Regions from separate parts of the Homo sapiens genome. Here regions 1 and 2 are each linked to region 3. The links are chromatin contacts, found by Hi-C or POLR2A ChIA-PET in ENCODE. All regions are on one chromosome and are shown on one strand. The core of a region is the stretch at or near the end of the contact, and the rest is flanking DNA. Distances in the headings are between cores, read along the strand shown. Region 1 overlaps RFTN1 (raftlin, lipid raft linker 1). Region 2 overlaps OXNAD1 (oxidoreductase NAD binding domain containing 1). Region 3 overlaps RFTN1 (raftlin, lipid raft linker 1).

What was found. Hi-C counts contacts between places; a loop is a spot of excess contacts on that map. ChIA-PET counts read pairs that join two places held with the same protein, here RNA polymerase II (POLR2A). Pooled maps may share reads with other maps.
Region 1: a map of CD8-positive, alpha-beta T cell shows a loop between it and region 3 (2.3-fold over the local background). The contact joins two enhancer-like sites. A Hi-C loop is called at or near these places in 7 of 168 maps with a recorded cell type or tissue (CD4-positive, alpha-beta T cell, CD4-positive, alpha-beta memory T cell, CD8-positive, alpha-beta T cell and 3 more), 1 of 37 single-sample maps with no recorded cell type and 10 of 50 pooled maps. POLR2A ChIA-PET finds 5 or more read pairs at or near these places in 7 of 52 experiments (CD4-positive, alpha-beta T cell, CD8-positive, alpha-beta T cell, WTC11 and 4 more).
Region 2: a pooled map shows a loop between it and region 3 (3-fold over the local background). The contact joins two enhancer-like sites. A Hi-C loop is called at or near these places in 2 of 168 maps with a recorded cell type or tissue (CD4-positive, alpha-beta T cell and natural killer cell) and 8 of 50 pooled maps. POLR2A ChIA-PET finds 5 or more read pairs at or near these places in 14 of 52 experiments (CD4-positive, alpha-beta T cell, CD4-positive, alpha-beta memory T cell, CD8-positive, alpha-beta T cell and 9 more).

What each region holds. Positions count from the first base shown.
Region 1 is chr3:16,375,965-16,379,711 of GRCh38, forward strand. It overlaps RFTN1 (raftlin, lipid raft linker 1), which reads right to left. Exons shown (of 10, transcript NM_015150.2): 5 at 1,754-2,138. Among named protein-coding and RNA genes, the nearest start is that of OXNAD1, 110 kb to the left of the region's middle. RefSeq lists an enhancer at 2,981-3,070. Within about 2 kb of position 1,932, at least 9 of the 41 ENCODE cell types and tissues checked have a DNase peak (open chromatin) inside an H3K27ac peak, as active enhancers do; they include CD8-positive, alpha-beta T cell, where a contact is called at or near this core.
Region 2 is chr3:16,285,011-16,288,836 of GRCh38, forward strand. OXNAD1 (oxidoreductase NAD binding domain containing 1) reads left to right here. Exons shown (of 9, transcript NM_138381.5): 5 at 1,332-1,438. Among named protein-coding and RNA genes, the nearest start is that of OXNAD1, 22 kb to the left of the region's middle. RefSeq lists a silencer at 1,251-1,390. Within about 2 kb of position 1,306, at least 5 of the 41 ENCODE cell types and tissues checked have a DNase peak (open chromatin) inside an H3K27ac peak, as active enhancers do; they include CD4-positive, alpha-beta T cell, CD8-positive, alpha-beta T cell and natural killer cell, where a contact is called at or near this core.
Region 3 is chr3:16,336,842-16,340,252 of GRCh38, forward strand. All of the region lies in intron 7 of RFTN1 (raftlin, lipid raft linker 1), which reads right to left. It also overlaps a transcript of OXNAD1 not described here. Among named protein-coding and RNA genes, the nearest start is that of OXNAD1, 73 kb to the left of the region's middle. RefSeq lists a silencer at 1,457-1,516. Within about 2 kb of position 1,575, at least 12 of the 41 ENCODE cell types and tissues checked have a DNase peak (open chromatin) inside an H3K27ac peak, as active enhancers do; they include CD4-positive, alpha-beta T cell, CD8-positive, alpha-beta T cell and natural killer cell, where a contact is called at or near this core.

The DNA of each region.
Region 1 (3,747 bases), core at 682-3,181, 39 kb after region 3:
TCCTGGGCACCTGCGGAAGTTCCTTGGACAAGTTTCCCCAGTGAATAATCCTCTCACAGGAGGCAGGAAGTCTGGAAGGAGTATCGGAGGAAGGTGGGCTCTGGAACACAGGAAGCATCTGAAAGCTACTGAGGAAACCTCAATAGTAACTGCCTCCTTTCTCAAAGCCAGGATTCCATGAGAGGTGGAGGTCGAGTGTCAGGACTACTGAGCCTGTACCCCAATAATAGCAGCTCATACTCATGAGTCAAACAGTGCCGAGTGCTTTAAATGTACAACTTTAACCTTTCCATGAGAAACTATCGTTCTATCCCCATTTCAAAGGGTGAGAAACTGAGGCACGGAAGGCAGGCCGGAATGTATACTCTAGATTCTTGAGCACCATGCTCCTCACCTCTCCATCACTCCTGCCCTTTCTCCTGGGGGCCTCTGCCTGGCCTGACTCTCGCCCTCCCACAGTCCTGGACCGTACAGAAGGACTCCAGTGAGGTCCATCTTCCTGCCCAGGATTCAGAGCACACACATCCAGCCCAGCCTCCATGAGAAGATGGAGGTTTCTGGACTAAGACCTGGGCGTTCATGAGGACGACACACTGGGCTTAAATGCATGCTCAGCTACTTCATGAGGGCAGCAGGCATGTGCCTCAAACAGCGAAAAATCACACAGATGAAGGGCTCTACTTCAGTGCATACTAAGAAGGCTCAATGCCTTGATTAAACAATAGTCTTACTACATCACAAAACTGACGCAGCTCCAATATCTCCCTCTAAATCAACTTTGCAAATAAGCCCCTGGAATTAACCATCCCATAATTTTCCTCTCAAGAAGTTCTGATGTAACAAAAGAAACTGTTTCTCCTTGTTTTCCCTTCTGGAAGCACCACCTGTTCATTATCACTTGTAAGAGGCTAAATTCAAGAATTCGTAAATAAATGGTAATAACAATATTAACCAGGGAGATCATCCAGAAAGGCCTAAACAGAAAGCCCTCCTAAGCCCTGGGGGTCTTCTGTTAGTTTTCATACTTGTTCTTACTTACATGGCTTATGTAAGTACCTTGCTCTCAGGAAATGACCAGATGCTAGATTTCCTGGAGAAAGGGGGAAATATGGATGGTTGATTTCCTGAAGAAAGTAGAGAAAAAGGAAATACAGAGAAACGGAGGGAAACTTTGCTCCCTGTAAATCTTATTAAGGGCCTCGGCAAATCTTGTTAGTCTATCACACAGGAAAGACCAAGCAGAGAGGCGTGAAGGGATGGTGGGTAAGTCCACCTGGGTTCATATGCCCGAACTGCCTATTTCCAGACTGGGCAACAAATTTCCTCTCTAAACCCCAGTTTGCTCAGCTGTAAAATGTCTTGCTTTAGGCAAGTATTTTAACAGGTGGTGTGTAGGTTTTCATCGGTGCCTGGCAGGCTGACACTTCCTGTGTGAAAACTGGATAATTCAAGGGCAATTTCGAGAGCACAGGAGATAAAAGAGCTCACAGTCTAGAATCCACTTCAAACGTGACATTTTGGAGCAAACTGCAAGTCAATTTCATGTGGTTCTGAACTCCCCAGAAGTCATAACTTCAGTAAGTAAACAGTCAGGTGGCACAGATAACTGCTTGATAAAGTTTCTCCTGTTTGATGGACTGCTGTCTCTACACTCTAAATTCCATTCCTTTTTCTCTGAGATACCATGGGGATTAATGAAAAGCTGTTAGCTGCTCTTTAAGTGGGTCAAAACTCCCATTGCTGACATACTTACTCCCTGAGAGTGGCTCTTCATGCACCTCCAAGGGGTTGCTCTCCGGTCCATCCAGTGTCTTGCTCACCCCCTGTGGTGAAAGTTCTCCACCATCTCCCTCTCCGGAGGGTGAGCTGGGCTGCTTGGCGAGGGGCACCTCCCCTCTGGGGCCTGAGCTGGGCTCTGGGCTTTGGTTTCTCCCAGCCGGAGCACTGCACACATCCCCAGTCCCCGGTTTCTCATTCTCCAGTGACGCGTGATCCCCACGTGCGTTTTTTGCATCTCTGGCATCCTCGGTGCTGTTGGCAGTAGACACCGGAGCACTGCTGCCTGCCGAGTTCACAGAGGAATGGTACTGAGGTATAACACCAACGAATTTCAGGCCCTGGCTTGCAGCCTCCTGGATCTGTGAGGCAAACAAAAGGAAGGGAAACAAGTGAATGAAATGGTCTATCAAAGGGACACGTGCAGCGTGCAAAGCGCCTCCCCGAGGCCTGCGAGGCTGTTTCAGGTGCAGGAGAAGAATTCCAAGCTGACAGGAACTCCATGTCCTCAGGGGCACCTGCCCCCACACCCTAGTCTGAAGAAGACAGTTTTTTTAATTTGTTTTAACTATATTGTCTGATGGAAAGATAAAGCATTTGGCTTTGAAGAGTTGAAATCACTACTTTGAAACACTACACTAGTCCTTATTAACATTTTTTAAAGAGGCTGGAAAAAGTTCTAAACAAAGAGTTTGAAGGAGGAAGTTTGTTTTATTAAGAGTTTAGTTTTTTTTGTCACTTTTTTTCGGACGAATCACTGACTTCCTGCCCATCAGGCTACTGTATAACTACAGCTTGTCTATATAACCATATACAAACAACAGATGGCATTTTATGGCCCAAAGAGCTTCCTTTTTGGACAATAGTTTTGGCAGAGAAGGGCAGAGGTGGGAAAATCACCCCTGTGCCAAGGCTGTGGGCAAATCCTCCCTGAGAGGTATCATCTGATGGACACCTTGCTCCCTGGTGCTCTCAGGCTTAGGGAAGGTCAAAGGAGCCCACAGATCATGCCCAGCCCACAGCCACAGACTGACTCTTGGCTCTCCAAGTCCTGGTCCACACCATCAGCAGCGAGGTGATGGTTCCTTCTCACTCCCTGTACCAACGGGATGGGGGATGAACACCCACCTGCAGTACCGAGGTACTTGAACTTTCCCTCTCCCTAAAAAATAGCCCAAGGCAATTGGGTTGAATGTAAGTCATAAGTTTGAAAGAAAAATTGAAAATAAATAACCTAATAAAATAAAGCAAGAGCCAGCCAAAGCCAGAAGGTAGCCTTTAGGGGACTTTCCAGGCAAGGATGCTTAAGTCATTTTACAAATAAATAAGGCGGTGCAGACCTCAGAGCTGTCTAAGTCTTAGTCACCAAGCTCTAAGCAGATGACCTCAGAAAATCTTGAGGCCTCTGCAATGATAATCTACCCTCATTTGAGAGTCAGTTTTGCCAGCACAGAGGTATTCTCTCTAAAGGAGAAGCTGCCCTGACAGCTCTCCTCGGAAGAACCACCCTGACATTAAATGGAAAGTCATTTTTGTTCCACACTGCGCAACCTGGAAAACTGCAGTTGCAAACATGCAGTCCAGTCTTTAAATCCTAGCCTGTGCTAGACATAAAATAAGAATAGTAGTAATTACTGTCTACTGTAGACCTACTATGTCTAGGCATTGAGCTAGGCATTTTACATAAATTAAAACAACAAAACGTTTCATCCTTCAATGATGCTGCATGGTATCATTGTCTCCATTTCAGATGAGGACACTGGAGCCCAGAGACATTAAAGTCATAAAACAAGCAGTGAGTAGCCAGAGTGCAAAACCAGGTCTGGCCTGGGCCAAAGTTCATTCTTTTAATCACAAGACTCAGTGGACACATGTCAAAGCATCAACTACATACATGTCTATGGGCATGTATGTGTCCACTCATACGCCCCGAGTTGGCTCAATTCACTCTTCAAAAGTTAAAAAAAACAA
Region 2 (3,826 bases), core at 56-2,555, 52 kb before region 3:
TAGGCAGGACTAGGACCAAGAGTGCAGGTAGAGGGTCAGTAATGGAAAATTACCCCAGTTGATTTTTAGGAGAGGAGCAAGAGAGGGTTGACAAAAATATGGAGAAAGAAAGGTTAGGTATTTTGCAGGAGGGAGAGAAAGGTAGATAATACTAGAAGATACTTTGAGGTGGTGAGAGAGACCACCATCCATCATGAGAATTATCCAGTGGATTTTTGAAAATGGTCTCCACTAATAGTTTGATGAGATTTAGTAGTCCTATTGGAGTAGAGGGCCTGCATGAGCTAGCATTAGGATGGGACGTTCATTGACCTTGACAGATTTCCAAAGCACCCTTTGGTGGAGCTGTGAAGGTCACACTTTCCAAGGAGAGGGCTATATTTTGGTTAGTTGCTGATTTGCTGCCACAAGTAAAGATGAACAGACATAGAAGGTTGAGGAAGGAAAGAGTCATGTTGTCTTTTTTCTTTGCTTGTGAAGATGTCCCAGGCTTACAGGACAAAGAAACACAAAGCAGATGAAAGAATAAAGGAAATAGATACCTTTTGAATTTGAGGGGTGTTGAGCCATGAATGGCACATACCTGCATAGCTCCCGAGTCAAACCTATTCAAGGCTTTCCAGAAATCAGATACATCATGTAAAAATAGTGCTTCTCAAATTATCTGTAGGGAAGGGCTCTTTTTATTGTTAAGATTGTGATCTGTTTCCATTTTATAAAATATCGTGTGATAAAAAATGAATTTGAAAATTAATTAAAAACAAAGACATGAAGAATGCAAACCCATTTTGTTTTCTGTTACTAGACTCAATAGGCACAAGATTGTTCTGTGAAATTGTTAAAAGTTTCTAAGTGCCTGCTTTTGATTTCTGAAATTAGCTCTTTGTGGGCTCCTTACACCCCCAGAAGCAAGAGTGGGCCTCACTTTGCCCAGTGCTGATGGAGAATTTAACGGCAGCTCCTTGATAAGACCCTGGCTTGTTTACAGAGTTCCAATTCCCTGAGCTCTTCCCAGAGTGCCTAGCCCAGTGCACAGCACATTGTGGATACTCATCAGATAAATGCCGGTTAAAAGATCCCTTGAATAGATGATTTTTGAATGTAGGATAAAATTAAATTAGTATGATAGCAAGTCTCTCAAAAAAAAGTTAATTAAAATGTATTCACATGGTGGTAGGCTGAACTAAAGCAAAGTGTGTTTTACCTTGTTTGGCAATTTTCAAAAACCACATCTTTGTAGGTTTCAAAAACCTTAGTTCTCAGGATGCCACCATTTGTCCCTTGTGCTGTGTACGCACTAACCTCAGCCACAGTTCATCTTTTGGTTTTAGATTGTGTCAGCAGCTAAGGTGTGTGGAGCTGCCAGTGAGTCACCGTCAGTGAAGAGCCTCCGCTTGCTTGTTGCTGATCAAGACTTTTCCTTTAAAGCTGGCCAGTGGTAAGTGACTTTTCTGTGTTCCATGTATGTATGTTCAAGAAGGTGCCATCAGATAGAAGGTATTATTTTTTCTCCTGGAAAAGGCTAGCCATTCCCTTGAGGAAGAGGAATTCTAAATCATATCTGCTCAGGGTGAGCCTTTGTTGGCACAGAGGATCTGATTCCTTTTCTGGCCTCAGAGCCCACTTGGGTTTTGAGCCCGTGGCTCCCTCAGTCGTATATGAAAATTGCTGTCTTGTGTTTTCCACATTCAAACAAAGCTAGTTCTGGCCCATGGAACTGACAGCTCTGATAATTAGACTCTTCAGGAATGGTTGCTAACAGAATGCACTTCAGTAATCTAATCTCCTTGAGTTACGTGTTGCAGGAGATTCATAGGTTTTTTAAAAGTAGTCTTCTTCGTGTCCAATGCAGAGTAAACAAAGTATCCTGAAGAGAAGAGGAACTAGTGATGTCATCACAGGGCTCACTACCCTCTTGACTGAATTTGTCTATCATATGTACCTTATTTGGGTTGAATTTAAATACTTTGCCTAATTTGTTATCAGGATTCCCCAGTCAGGCCCAGCTCCCCAGAACCCCCACACAAATCATAAGTCTGTCCCATTTGACTCGGGACTGATCAGCATGCTGACTGGGTAACATTTCCTCCGAATGGGGCCTCCCTGAGCTTCAATTCAAGTTCAATTGTAAGGAAAGCAACTTGAATTTCCCTAGGAAAGGTGTGTTTGGGTGTGTGTGTCCTTTATTTTAATAAAGCATTCATTTCTAAATGGATTTCTGGCATGTCAGTCTTGATAGTGTTTCTTAGGAGTCACTTGACTAATTTTGGCAGTCCATCTGGAAATGTGGTTTTGTTAGAAGGAGGATGTGTGATAATAGCAAGTGTGATAATAGCAAGAGTTAGCAGTCTTGTGTGTTAATAGTTTGCCTTTGAATTTAGAACTAGAAAACAAGATGCTGATTGCAATAATTTGGGTTTGTGAAGCAATTTACTGCAATCTTTGCACATGTTCGATGATACACATTAAATGCATTTTGCCTGTTTTAGGGGGCGGGCAACATATTTACCCTTCAAAAATGGTTTAGCAGTCATTATATTGAAAAGTGGAAACTTTAATTGTAATGATCTGTTTTCCATATTTCCTTTCTGTGGAAATGTTTGTGTCCTGTGCAAAGCACTGTCTCCGTGCCTTCAACTCTGAATCCTGCCAAGACTCAGACCCAGCCTCCTGGTTAGGAAAAGCCTGTGCATTGGTTATTGTGCTGCCACCGTGGTGTGCCTGCAAGTGTAATGCACTTGCTAACCTCAGTTACCTGATAAGAAAATGTCCTCATTCCCTAGTGATATTTGTAGAAATAGAGTCCTACTGTGATTCTCAAGATGAAATGATTTGGGATTGGTGTCATGTATACCATCCCAATGAATGGATTTGGCCATTTCACTGAATTTAGGCCTGGTTTTCGTATGTGCCTGTCAGACTTCTTCGGAGGTCGGACTTGGCGGGTAAGGATCACTGGCTGGTAGTGTGTGACGCTTTCCCTCCCAGGTGTTGATCAGCATTCATTCCAGGCCCCTGGGCCCTCCTCTTTCAACAAATTTTACCCTTACCATTGATTTATGGTTCTAGGGGTTGTGAGTTCCTTTTGATATTTGACCTTATGGTCACAGAATGGCCATTTTGCTGAGGTTGGCGGTGTCTGTCCCTTCCATGCTGTTGCTTGAATGGCTTTGTGCTCTAGGCTGTCTCAGACCATCAGCTTGGTAGTAACAGCCATGTGGTACTTTGGAGAAGAGGGCAAGGATTAGGGATAGGAAGTGAGGATGTGGCTGCCATGCAGTTTGTGTAGGTAGGATTATCAGACTGGAGAGCTGCTAGAAATCAAGGAGAGGGTTGCTGTTGGGCTTATCTTTGGGGTAAGAGATTGGGCCGTGATTCCACATCTCTGAATTTTTGACCAGTGGCTTCCTCTGACACCTACCAAACTCTGAGAATGAGGTTCCAGGCACAACTCTAACTAAATAAATGAATGTTGTCTGTGACTAGCTGGAGCTTTGGCCACAGATCCCCATGTAGACACCTTCAGCATAGATCAGATATAGGCCTCAAGGGGCTCTTTTTGCACTACACTGTATTCTTACTGGGCCTTGCAGAGAGGGCTGGTTCCTGTAGCAATAAACCAGTTCCAAGAACTGTAGCAATCCAATCCCGAGAGAAAGGCCAAAGGCAGAACCACCTCAAAACATCTCTCACATGAGCAGGGTTGAACTTCTTGGTTCATCTTACTAGTAGGCCTACCACTTGCTAGCTCCTTGGTGAGGCCTGCCCTTGACCAGAATTCCTCCTCCCTTGGGGTGGAAAGCTTGGCACTCACTCTTGGGTCTGG
Region 3 (3,411 bases), core at 325-2,824:
GAGCTCAACGAAATAAAAAATAATAATTGTTATTATTACATGAAACATATTGTTTGGAAGAATGGTGTCTATTATGACTTCCCTGTGTCCAGGCCACTTTCCAACACAGCTCGGCAGCTCCTCCCATAAGAGGGAGAGTCCCTCTGGTCACCCCTTGAATCTTGGCTGGTCTTGGGACTTGCTCTGACAAATAGGATATGGCAGATGTGACATTACGGTCATCCTGAACCTAGGCCTCAAGGAGCCTTGCTGTTTCTGCTCACTCTCCAGGAACCCTGCCTACGCCATGAGGACAGGCCCAGGCTAGCCTTCGGATGATGAGAGACCTGTGGCCCTGCTAAGCAGCAGACGTGAGAGATGCCATCTTGGAGCTGCTAGCTGTGGTCCACCCATCAGCGCCTGCAGGCACATGCTGAGATTAGTCGATTTCCTAAAAGTTGAAGGAAAAATCACCCAGCTGACCTGTTTGGGTTATGATTTTAACTCACTAAGCTTTGGGGAGCTTTATTACACAGCAGAAGCTAACTGGTGTATTACTATTATTACTATTATTCTAAGAACCAAATACCAGGCAAACCTCTAGGAGGAAAATTGTAATGAAAGTCACCTCATTGATTTGTGGCCGGGCTCAGTGGCTCACGCCTGTAATCTCTGCACTTTGGGAGGCAGAGGTGGGTGGATCATGAGGTCAGGAGATCGAGACCACCCTGGCCAACATGGTGAAACCTCGTCTCTACTAAAAATACAAAAATTAGCCAAGCATGGTGGCAGGCGCCTGTAGTCCCAGCTACTCGGGAGGCTGAGGCAGGAGAATCGCTTGAACCCAGGAGGCGGAGGTTGCAGTGAGCCCAGATTGCGCCACTGCACTCCAGCCTGGCGACAGAGCGAGACTCCATCTCAAAAAAAAAAAAAAAAAGAAAAGAAAGTCACCTCATTTGATTTGAGAGAAATACAATGATATAGTTACTGCTGAAGGGGAGTGTTCCTAATTTGTCACCACACTCAAGGCTGGCACACCTAGCCCTTATTTGCTCCAGGCCGGACACTTTGGCCTTGCATTACCTCTGGAGCCCTGAAGTCTAATTTATGATAACCTACTGTGAGGCCCAGCAGTGCCACCAGCTTGCCCTGGAAGAGAGAGATAAAAACCCACACTGGGTAGATCGTCCTAGCTCGAGATGTTGCCCTGGCTTCTCCTAAAGCACCATGCCAAGCTGGCAAGAAAACCAAACCTGCATGTGCAAGATAACATTCTCCTGGATTCTGGGACACGCTGGGTGATCTGGTCCTGGTACATGCGGTTTCTCTAACGTCAGTTACTTGGAAGGCAGAAAGAAGAAAGGGGCTACGGGATGGAAGGGCAGGAGATGGCATGCATCCTTATTATCAGGGGTGTCTGCCCACACACACCTGCATGAGCAGAATGAGAACCAGGCAAGGCATGCAACCACGCAAGGCTCCTGATCACAGGGAAGGTAATGAGGCCGGACATGCGGCGGCTAAGGGGCGATGGCTGGGGCCAACTCTGACCCGTAGCAGGGACAGGCACTGCAGTTCTGACTGTGGTTAAGCAACACAAAGCTGCCACATCCTGTCAGCTGCTCATCGGGACCACGTATGCAATAGCACAGGGCTCCTGTCCTCTAGAAGCTGACATCTTAAACACACATTGAGTGCTTCAGGGTGAGGGGGTCCTCCCAGGCCAACTTAGAAATAGCTTTGTTTGATAACAATTAAAAAAGAAACATTTTCTCCATCCAGAGACTTGCCAGGTCCCTCCTACTGGCTTTGATGAGAGAGAAAACTAGGCTTTCTGGGAGTAAATGGGACTTGCTACTTTATTACTCTCTTTAGACTATCAGAGATGAATGAGGGATCCTATATCATATCTTTAGCCCTTCTTTCTGATTTTTCACCTTATGTATTACCTAGAAAAGAGAAAAGGGATTGAAAAAAGGAGCTTTTCCAAAGTGTATAATTAAAAAGTTGTTTATTTTGGAGTTGGGGACCTGGGGAGAGAGCCAGTCTGTCTGCAGGAATTCTAGAACCCAAAACTGTCAACGTTGTCCCCTCCACCTGTCAGCAGTGGATTCCTAACAGCTTACTGATAATCATAAAATGCAAACCCAGAAGAGGTCTCTGAATAAAGGTTGGTTCAAAACCTTAAGAGACAGGGAAATGGAGATTAAAGATTATTTCACTGTCCTAGCTAACAACGAACAGAGCCACACAACACACCATGTGCTGGGCTGTCACAGTCTTGACTCACTAAGGAAGGGATTGGGTAAGACATGGGATTTCTCTCTCCCTAACTTTCTCTGCCTGGTAACTTCAAAGGTGCCACATTCTCAAGCCATGCTGGAGCAATCACAGTTGGCCAATATTCTCTTTGTGGTGACTCAACTGTCAGTATCATGTTGCTATGGCTACCACAATTCTCACTCAGCCCTCCCTCCTTATGCTCTGCTCTTATTTAAACCAAATTGCATTGCACTAATCCCACAGCATGCTCTTTGAGGACCCAGCTCTGATAGGGCTTCTGAGGTGCCAGAAACCTCCAGCTGGAATATCCTGCCTTCAGGACACATCAGACATCTGGCTGTTCATTAGTCCAATGTTACAAGTCCTGCAGTCCACCTCCCATTCTATCTGGCTCCCTGCTCTACCAGAGACAAATCCACCAGAGCCATAACAGATGCGCTGCCGGGTCCCCATCAGCATCTGCACTGAGACCTACCACGGGACAAACCAATGATGAAAAACCCAAAGTCCAGAAAATGAAAATGGTCTCAGAGAGACTGGCCAATCCTATTTGGGGTCCTCTAGAAAATTCTCCCATCACTCTTCCCTGTCCTACCATTTCCACATATTGATCATGACTTGGTGCTTCGTTTTTCTGCCCCTGCACTAGAACACAAACTCCACAAAGGCAAGGAGTTTATCTTGTTCTTGATGAATCCCAGGCACTTAAGGAAGTATTTGTTCGATAATTAGTTGTTGAGTGAGTGAATAAATGCACCTGTCCTAGCATTTTGTGGGTAGGTTCTGCCACCATTGTCTTGTACTCTCAAAGTCTTATCAAAATTGCTGTAAATCATGCCTAAAATGAGACATGAGTTTGCCACCAAAAATGTGAATTAATTTGCCAGGATGCTGTGTTACCATTTTTATGGGTATTTTGCATGTGGAAGTTGGAAGTATATTCACGTATGAAAATTAGACACAGTCATGTACTGGCCATAAAGCACAAGGCCATTATTTAGCTAGCCACACACAAACTTGTTTCTTCCCTGTTTCTGTTCCATTGCCACGCATTACAGAGGGTCCTATCAGGAGGTAGTGCCTGTTTCTCCATCTCTTGACTCTGAGCTGGTTTTGTGACTTTCTTTGGCCAATAGTACATTAACAAAT